Regions from separate parts of the Homo sapiens genome. Here region 1 is linked to region 2. Evidence: chromatin loops called from intact Hi-C (ENCODE). Cell type or tissue: mammary epithelial cell. All regions are shown on one strand. Region 1 overlaps TCF7L2 (transcription factor 7 like 2). Region 2 overlaps TCF7L2 (transcription factor 7 like 2).

What was found. A loop is a pair of places that touch in the nucleus more often than their neighbours do. Peaks named below come from ENCODE experiments on the same cell type or tissue, not always from the same donor. Only the 100,000 strongest peaks of a DNase experiment are listed, where the experiment ranks them.
Region 1: a loop joins it to region 2, with 2.0 times the contacts of the local background. A loop is called at or near these places in 1 of 110 quality-filtered maps.

Annotation. Positions count from the first base shown.
Region 1 is chr10:112,989,390-112,994,389 of GRCh38, forward strand. The region is part of intron 4 of TCF7L2 (transcription factor 7 like 2); the gene reads left to right. Among named protein-coding and RNA genes, the nearest start is that of TCF7L2, 42 kb to the left of the region's middle. In mammary epithelial cell, no CTCF peak of the experiment used is centred here; DNase peaks (open chromatin) are centred at 1,092 and 2,902; H3K27ac peaks cover 3,782 bases.
Region 2 is chr10:113,105,801-113,110,800 of GRCh38, forward strand. The region is part of intron 5 of TCF7L2 (transcription factor 7 like 2); the gene reads left to right. Among named protein-coding and RNA genes, the nearest start is that of SNORA87, 63 kb to the left of the region's middle. In mammary epithelial cell, a CTCF peak has its summit at 2,834 (motif pointing left); a DNase peak (open chromatin) is centred at 1,361; H3K27ac peaks cover 839 bases.

The sequences.
Region 1 (5,000 bases), 120 kb before region 2:
CACTTTATAAAGTTACATGCTGGGTTTCTTCTATGTCCTAGAAACTGTCTTAATTCATCTTCCCCTTTACTCTTATATGAGCAGGAAGAAAAAAAAATTGCTAGTCAATGCTAATAATTATGGCATGTAATGTAATTGGAAGTGTTTCACTGACATGCTCATGAGAGTTTGCGGCTTCATCTTCAGGCTGGGATGTAGCACTAGACTTGCCTTGAGTGTCTGCACAAGCCTTTGATGCAGGTAGACCATATTATAAATAGGCGCGTTGCTATGGTGAGGATGGCAGTCCTTGCTTGCTGTGGGTAACCTTTTCTACCTTCTCGGACACTGTTTTAAAACACAGCAGCGTGATAGCATTTCATTTAATTTGGACCAAGGTGGGGTAGATGAAATGTTGAGATTTAGATCTAAAATGTTGTTGTGGTGTTTCAGGGGGTTCTGGCTCACCTAGTACTATGGAAGATTTTGCAGATTGGGCTTCCTCATGATTTATTTAGAAATAGATTTTCTAATAGATGGGGTGAGGGGAGGGTGGTGGGCAGAAGGCTGGGCTTTCTTCTCTTCCCCCTCCTCCTTTCATTGAGCGCTTCTGCGAATGTGTTGGCTTTGATGCCCCAGGAGCTCATACAGTGAAATGGAAGTTCAGGTTGGCACGTTGCAGAAATGATTATTCCTGGTAGTACGTTTCCCATTACTGTTAATAATATAAAGACAATTGCCTGCCTCTCAGGACTCCTGCACGTGGCTACAGTCATTTCTTCATGGAATTAGACACATAGCAGTGGGGACCAGGAGTGTTTTATTAGTGATTGTCCTCCTGCAAGTTTCCAGGGTATCTCAGCTTAGACACATGAATTATTTTTTCCTGTTGCTTGGAGGGTATACTTTTAATTATATTCATTCAATAACAGAGCAGTTCAGGTTTGTAAAATATTTTTTCTCCCCCAACCTTTTCCCCAGCATACATCCCCGTCCCGTAAGTTTCTGGGCAGAGACAATCTCAGGAACCTAAAGGTTGCTAAAAAATTAGCTAGTTGGCCAGGCGCATGACTCATGCCAGTAATCCCAGCACTTTGGGAGGCTGAGGTGGGTGGATCGCTTGAGCCCAGAAATTCGAGACCAGCCTAGACAACATGGCAAAACCCTGTCTCTACAAACAAAACAAAATCTAGCTGGGCATGGTGGTGCATGCCTGTAGTCCCAGCTACTGGGGAGGCTGAGGTGGGCGGGCGATTGAGCTCAGGAGGTCCAGGCTGCAGTGAGCCGTGATTGTGCCACTGCACTGCAGCCTGGATGACTGAGTGGGACCCTGTCTCAATAATAAATAAATAAATAAATAAAAAATAAAAAAAATTAGCTAGCCAAGCTGCTTATAGGTCTTTTACATGGCCAAGCCACTTTCTCACCTTTAAAATGGTAATAACGTTTCCGTACTCATCTCAATGGGTTTTGAGTGCCAAGACAGACCGTTTGATGGAAGCCCTCTGGGGAGAAAAATGCTACCCAAGACAGGCTTTTCAATTGGAGACTGATCCATTGGTGTTTTGGTCAGTTGGTGTTGAAATCCCTATTTTTCCAGCTCAGGACTGCCTCTCTCCCTGGAACTCTTCCCGAGGTGAGTTCTGCAGCCTTCCTTGGGAACTCTCAGCCTCTGGATCCCTTCTTGCCAGGTGGAGTGGACATGCCAAAGTTGTGGGCCAGACTCGGACTGCCTGGCTTGTCTCAGCACCTTTGGGGACCCACTTCCCCTCTCTGGGAACTGGGGAAGCTAACAGAGATCTTGCTAGGGGGGTGGAATCCTGTATCCATGTGAGGTTGTACCCCCAGGCTCCTGAGTGGTTTGAAAGTGGGGAACCCTGGCCGGGCGCGGTGGCTCATGCCTATAATCCCAGCACTTTGGGAGGCTGAGGCGGGCGGATCACAAGGTCAGGAGATCGAAACCATCCTGGCTAACACGATGAAACCCCGTCTCTATGTGCGTGGTGGCTGGCACCTGTAGTCCCAGCTGCTCGGGAGTCTGAGGCAGGAGAATGGCGTGAACCCGGGAGGCGGAGCTTGCAGTGAGCCGAGATCGCCCCACTGCACTCCAGCCTGGGCGACAGAGCGAGACTCCATCTCAAAAAAAAAAAGAAAGAAAAAAAAAGAAAGTGGGGAACCCCTCCCCCAGGATGAGAAGAGCCATGGGGTGAGTCTCTGCCACCGCCAAGGGGAGTCAGGCTCAGAGGCTGCTACAGGGACAGCCAGCTCTCTTTAGATGGTCCCCACCATCTAGTCAGGGCTTGTTACATATGGAGCAGAGACAGCGCAGGCTGCTGCTGTTTTCCTGGAGAAGGCCCCTGTCGGTCTGTTCAGCTGTAGCTGACCTTTCCTCCTTGTGCTTTTTGGGGAGGGAGCCTTGGAAGGAGTAGGGCACGTGGGGCACTCTGCTTCCCGGCCCCACACTGGCGAACCTATGGATTCTGCCTCTGATTCCTGAGGAAACATCACTGTGAAGGTGGAATGAGCCACATACAGAGGTGGCTGTTGGGGCCGGGGAGGGGTGAAACGCCCCCAGGGTGTACATTGCACCAAAAGCCAGGCTGCATATAGACCTCAGGATGGGCTGGCTTTTCTATTTATTTAGAAGTATTTCCAGAGGGTAACCTCATTGGCTACAAAGCATGTCTGAACAAGAGCTCCGTTGTTCATTCCCAGCCCTGTTACCCTGGCAGGATGCAGACTCCAGGCGGCCTGTTGGTCAGGCCTTGGACTCAGAGAGCAGTGAAGCCTGAGGAGGGGTGGGGGGCAGAGGCGTGAGTGGTCTAGGGCCTCAGTCCCTCCAGGACACCCCTTGCCAAGCGCAGAGAAAGCTCTGCCCATCCGTCCCCTCAGGCAGTGGGATTGGGCAACCTGGGAAGCAGTGAATGTGCGTCGGTAGCATAGATTCCATTCCGCACGCCACCCTCGCCTCCGCCCCCCAGCCCTGGGAGGGATGCATGCCCTCCGGGAGACACCCAGACCCGACAGAGAGGCCTTTGTTGGAGCTGGAGGTGAGAATCTGTGGGCGTTGGGATTCCTGGGTTCGAGTTCCAGCTCACTGCCAATTGCCCGAGTGCTGGGCGAACATTTCTGGAATCAAAAGGAGTGCAGCCTGCCCAGCAGGGCCTACGGGAGCCGGAGGCTGCAGGGTGCTAAGATTGCGTTATCTTTACCAAGTGCCCGGAGCTCCTGGGAGGGAAGAGAGAGTCCTAGGACTCAGGATAGGAGGTGGTTGGAGTTTCTCGAGGAAGACTCCATGCTTTGGTTCTGGCCCCTGGAAACCCCTCCTGAGGACTGGACCTCCAAGCAGACCCCCTCTGTGACTCCGGAATGCAGTGTTACTCTCTTATATTTTTCTTTCTTTTTTTTTTTTTGAGACGGAGTCTCACTCTGTCACCCAGGCTGGAGTGCAGTGGCACGATCTCGGCTCACTGCAACCTCCGCCCTCCGAGTTCAAGCGATTCTCCTGCCTCAGCCTCCCAAGTAGCTGGGATTACAGGTGCCTGACACCGCGCCTGGCTAATTTTTTGTATTTTTAGTAGAGATGGGGTTTTACCATCTTGGCCAGGCTGGTCTTGAACTCCTGACCTCATAATCCACCCGCCTCGGCCTCCGAAAGTGCTGGGATCACAGGCGTGAGCCACCGCACCCGGCCACTGTCTTGTATTTCTAACGTCCCCCTGACTTTTCTGATCATGTAATTCTTAACTTTCTCAAAACTGAGATTTGTCACGTGTCCTCTCCCCACTCCATTTTGTGAATCAGAGTCTTCCAGGGGCAGGACCTGGAGAATGGGTCTTTATTAACACACATGTGAAAATGCTTTTGCCAGCAAGGCGCGGTGGCTCATGCATGTAATCCCGGCACTTTGGGAGGCCGAGGCAGGCGGATCACTTGAGGTCAGCCTGGCCAACATGGTAAAACCCTGTCTCTACTAAAAATACAAAAATTAGCTGGGTGTGGTCGTGGGCACCTGTAGTCCCACCTACTCGAGAGGCTGAGGCATGAGAATCACTGGAACCCAGGAGGTAGAAGTTGCAGTGAGCCGAGATCACACCACTGGACTCCAGCTTGGGTGATAGAGTGAGACTCTGTCTCAAAAAAAGAAAAAAAAAAGAAAATGCTTTTGCCATGGGCTGTCTCCTGCTTCTGCTTTGCATTGGGCCTCTGTACCTAGGTTGCAAGATTCCTCAGGGTGCACCTGGGCTTATCGTTATCTGTAAGTTATCCCAGCAAGCACTTAAAACACAGTGTTGGACGATGAATCCCCTCTACAAGAGAGGGACAGGGCAAAAACGACACCTCTTGCCTCGCAAGCTGTCTTGGGCCAAACCTCAGGTCTATTCTTTCTTTTTTTTGAAAGTAGTGGCTGGGCACGGTGGCTTACGCCTGTAATCCTAGCACTTTGGGAGGCCAAGGCGGGCGGATCTTGAGGTCAGGAGTTCGAGACCAGCTTGGCCAACATGGTAAAACTCCATCTCTACTAAAAATACAAAAATTAGCTGGGCGTGGTGGCGCATGCCTGTAGACCCAGCTACTCAGGAGGCTGAGGCAGGAGAATCACTTGAACCTGAGAGGCAGAGGTTGCAGTTAGCTGAGACCATGCCATTGCACTCCAGCCTGGGCGGCAGAGCGAGACTCTGTCTCAAAAAAAAAAAAAAAGAAAGTAGCAGCTCTACTGAGATATTTAGAAACCATAAAATCCACCTATTTGAGGTGTACAATTGAGTGATTTTCTGTATAGTCACAGATCTGTGCAGTCATCCACACCCTCTAACTCCAGGACATTTTCCTCACCCCCGAGGAGAAACCTCCCTTACCCATTAGCAGTCACTCCTCATTTCCTCTCCCCCCAGCCCCTGGCAATCACTGTGGATTTGCCTGTTCTTGACATTTCATATAAATGGTATCATAAAATCTATGGGCTTTTGTGTCTGTCTGCTTTCACTTAGCATACGGTTCTCAAGGTTCATCCAGTATTG
Region 2 (5,000 bases):
AGAGAATCTTAAAAGCACCATAAGCTGGAGCTGTTTAGAATAGAGCAAACGGCCCTTGGGGCTCTGGCAATTGATGTTTGTAATTAGTATCCTGATTTATTAAGAAGAGTTTGTTGTCTCCAGGATTAAAACAAAACAAAACAAAAAAATAGATTCTTTAGGGAGATTAATTGGGACTGTCCTGTGGGTAAGGAGATAGTAAGAAGATAGCAGTAAGTGGAATGTTACCTAACAGGTAAGGTGCAAATGGGCTCTGAGGTACTCCCTTGAACCTGGGCTTCTGACACAAGAAAAGTAAAATAACTCAGGTCAGGGAAATGGACCTGAGTGCACTGAGAATATTAATGCAAACAGACCCCAACCAGAGTAATGTGTTCACTGTGGTTGGGGTGGGTGGGTTTGTAGAATCTGTTACAGAATCTTGGAATTGTGAGAGCAGACTGATAACTCTAACCTGACCACTCTTCAAATCCTCTCTTGAACAGTGAGGAAGCAGAGGCTCAGAGAAAGAAGACTGCTGTAAGATCAAGCAATCGTGTGTAGCCAGACAGTGGGAGAATCAAGACTAGAATCCAGATCTCTTGGTTTTCCTCTTTCCCCTCGGCCACCTCCGATTCAAGGGAGAGTTTAATTTTGTGAACCATTCCTGTTAAGTGCCATTAATTTCAAGGTCTTTCTGGATTAGTGTGTGAAATTCAGTGTGTTCAGTATGAATTCACTTATTTTCCACTTGAAATCCTGATTTTTCTCGGATGCCCCGGGTGTTGATATGATGATCAGGAGGCTCGTGATGGTGATGAGGATGGATTAATATAATCATCTCTGCTAAAGGTTAACGAGAAAGCAGTGAGCTGGAATTGATACATAAAAAACACTGAAAACTTTTCAAGCAGTGAATGTGCTTTAGCGATACATAGACAATCAGATCTTACCATTTATGTGTGTATTTTGAATGATGAATGAATAACTAGTCTTTCCCAGAGGACTGGTATTTGGGAATCTTTTTATAAAGTGTTGCTTTCTGGGCTTTCATTAAAAGCTCAAACATAGAAATGTATGAAAATGATCCTTTGAAAACAAGTTTGGCACCAACACTATGTGAGAAAACTTGAAAAGTATATAGGTTGTGGATCACCAGTTCTCGAACTCAGGACCACCCTGACTGAGTTGACCATGATCAGAATGGATGCAAGAGTTCACTGGTTTTATAATTTTTGCGAAGAGCTGTCTTCTGCCCTTAGCACTCCCATGTCCTGTAACCAGGAAACAAGCCGGTGCCCTGGGTTGAGTTCAGCAAGTTTGTTTTGACTTGCAGCCCATCATGGGAGTGAAACTCTCATTATGTAATGTTAAACTGGGCCTGGAATGTCAGCAGAGCTTGGCCTGCCAAAGCTTGAAGGGTTGGTTGGGAATGGACTATGTTTAGTATGACTAATCCAGCTCGGCTGGGTACTGGGTGGGTGGGTGGCTCTCTGAGGAGGGAGGTATGACTTGGGCTATTTCAAATCTTAGCACTTTGTATAAACTCTGTAGTCCCTCCCCTCACCCCCTTCCCCTCCCACAAAAGAAGTTAAGCCTTACTGACCAACCAGTACAGTCAGGGGCTGTTGACTGATACCCAAGCCTTGATGTACACATTTGTGGTCAAGACATCAAGTTGCGGCCGGGCGTGGTGGCTCATGCCTATAATCTCAGCACTCTGGGAGGCCGAGGCGGGTGGATCACGAGGTCAGGAAATCGAGACCATCCTGGCTAACACAGTGAAACCCTGTCTCCACTAAAAATACAAAAAATTAGCCGGGCGTGGTGGCGAGTACCTGTAGTCCCAGCTACTTGGGAGGCTGAGGCAGGAGAATGGCGTGAACCCGGGAGGCGGAGCTTACAGCGAGCTTGCAGTGAGCCGAGATCGCACCAGTGCACTCCAGCCTGGGCGACCGAGCGAGACTCCGTCTAAAAAAAAAAAAAAAAAAAAAAAACAACAAAAAAATCAAGGTACATCACTTGCAATTAGGGAAATAATGCTTTTGGGTCCTGTGAAATAATGGTGTTTCTTAAAGCAGCCTATATTGGTCAAGCGTTGCTGGCAGGGGCACTTAGTAATTAAAGCAATTACACAAAGTAAACATTAGGTTCCTTAATAAAAATAGCAGTGAACCCTAGTAAAAACTGAATGTAAGGAAAGAGGTGGGCTATTTTCCTAATAAAGATTCCAAAGTATAATTTAGGGTCTGTCGGCTGACCTTCTTGGTCTTCCTTTGAGAGCCTCCAGCCCCCTTTGCCCCCATACTTCCCCACCAAGCTTCCTCTTGGCTCTTCTTAGGGGACAAAAGAATCCCGTTTTTATGCAAATGTTTTTAGCTGGAGGTAGAATAATCAGGAACCATGTTTGCACAGTGATCCTTAAACACAATGTGGACCCCCCCACCCCACCAGGCAAAGGTTGCATTTTGGTGAGGATGACAGAGCCCCCAGCCTCTGCTCCGCCTGAGGTGAAGTGGGGAATCGCTTTTGTCCCTTCCCTGATGAATGGGTGTAAAGTGTTCACTGAACCTGGAAACACCTCCTTTTGTGTCCGGTGCTCTCCTAACACAGGCCGTTAAACTTGGGGCAATCGCTCATGGTGGGGGATTGAATGGGGCCATTGTGGGGGGGAGGGGTGCACACTGAAGCCATTGTGGGCATAGAGATGCCATTGTTTTCTCAGTATTAAGAAAAGGAGTAGGACTCTAGGGACCTCCAGGCATCAGTGTGGCCGACCACTGCACTGACTGCTTTTCTAGGTTTGCATTATCCCTGAGGAACCCCCTAGCCTGAGAGGTTGGGCAAGGTCAGCCTAGGCTGGCAGCACCGCGGGGCGCCCCCTGCAGTATGGACGTGGTATTCCCTTTCCGGCCTCTGCAGGGCCAGGGCGCTCCATTTCTTCCCAGGACTGCCTGCCCTGGTCGTGGCCGTCATTTCTGCAGGGAGGTTGCTGTTTTCCTCCAGGCATCGGAGTTAAAAAGCATTTGTTCAAAAATCACTTCTTCCACTTTAGGAATAACATATTCTCCCATTCCCTGCCGGTGACTTTTTCATTTAATTTTCGTTTTGCCATATGGTCTTTCAGAGGCACTCTGATCTTAATTATAGTATTCAGCCTTTGTTTATTTAAAAATCAGAAGGCAGATAGGCTATTGAGGGTTTATCTGTACTAATTGTACCACCATACCTGCCAACTGTCCCCTTAACCACTACAATCCCTGCCGACAGTGTGTATACACAAACACACGCGCGTGCACACATGGGCCACATAACGTAATGTGTTGATCAGAAAGGAGCGTATTTCCAGCTTTAGAATTGCCGCACTGGCATTTTCCATCATGAACCCCTGCCATGTAGTGTTGACTTGAAGGGGATTTAGCCATGGGATTGGGAAGAGCAGGGAGTTAGGGTCAGAAGACCTGAGCTCAAATCCTGATTCTGCCACTTACGGTGTTATCTTGGGGAAACAATTTTATTCCTGGAGTCTCAGTTTTACCATCTATAAAATAGGGATAGTGCTATCAATGTCCCAGTAAGGGTGTGGGATTTATTTTTTAATTTTTATTTGTTTATTTATTTTTTTGAGACAGGACAGGCTCTGGCTCTGTCGCCCAGGCTGGAGTGCAGTGGTGCAATCAAGGCTCACAGCAACCTCCCCTCCTGGGTTCAAGTAATTCTTTTGCCTCAGCCTCCCAAGTAGCTGGGATTACAGGCTCCTGCCACCACGCCCAGCTAATTTTTGTGTTTTTAGTAGAAGCAGGGTTTCTCCACGTTGGCTAGGCTGGTCTCGAACTCCTGACCGCAGGTCAACCACCTGCCCCAGCCTCCCAAACTGCTGGGATTACAGGCATGAGCCACTGTGCTGGCTGGGTGTGGGATTTAAGTGAGATATTATGAAAGGCTGGTGGATGTGTTAAGCATCCTGACATCTGGTGTTCAAGAGTTAGAAAGTGAAGCCCCATACAGCTTTTATAATCAACAGGCTTAGATGCAATGGCCTCAGTTGTTTTTTGAAACATAATGTGCATATGGTTCATTTTGCTGTTTTACCTGCCTCTTTGATAACTTAAATATTCTAATTAAATCATGGCTTATATCAGAATGTATAATATTTTATAGATCTTTTAAAAAGTGACTTGTTTGAAGATTATAACATCATTTCATACAGAAAATAGCTTTGCTATGCTTACATTTTGAAAACACCTGTTGAAGCCTCTAAAGAAACATGTTTATAAAATGTTAAACACGTCAGTTATATTTTTGGTTTAAAACAAGCATGATAATTCTTGACTTCTTCCTCTGAATTTGGGAAGCTCTTCTGTTAGAGAAATCAATTTTTTTCCTCCCTGATGCCTGAATAAAGATGCATTTTAAAAAATATTATCTTTGTAGATAATAATGAACTTTTAGTTGTTATACTAGGTTCTAATAACTTTTTCATCAGGCCATCACAGTCTGAATAATTGTAAAAAAGTCAATTGTAGAAACTGTTTAAAGAATTTCCAATTCTAACATTTTCTTTGAAATGTTTGAGATTGTCTACTGGGGTTTTTTTTTTTTTTTTTTTTTACGAATTTTTTTCCTAAAAGATTTTTCAGAAGCAGTGTTTTCACATGTAAATATCTGCAACAAACAGCACTTAACCAGTCCTTAATTGGTTCTATATATTTATACGTGAGACACAGCAATAAACATGTAGTATACACATGTCTTTGGTAAAGGAAGCTCTTCTTCTCACAAGCCTGGCTGCCCCAAAATTATAGTGAAGGACAATGTCGATTCTAATTGCTGGCTTTTGACCCCTACATCTATATATTTTACCTAATTTATAGTTGGAAAAGGAGCTAAAAATGTTAAAAGGGTTCATGCCAGTAGTTTGAGTTGTTGTAGTTTATAAAGCCCTAAAATTAAGTATGGAAGTACAAGAAAGCCTATGCTATGTACTGGGTCAAAGAGAAGAAATCCAAATTAATATTAAT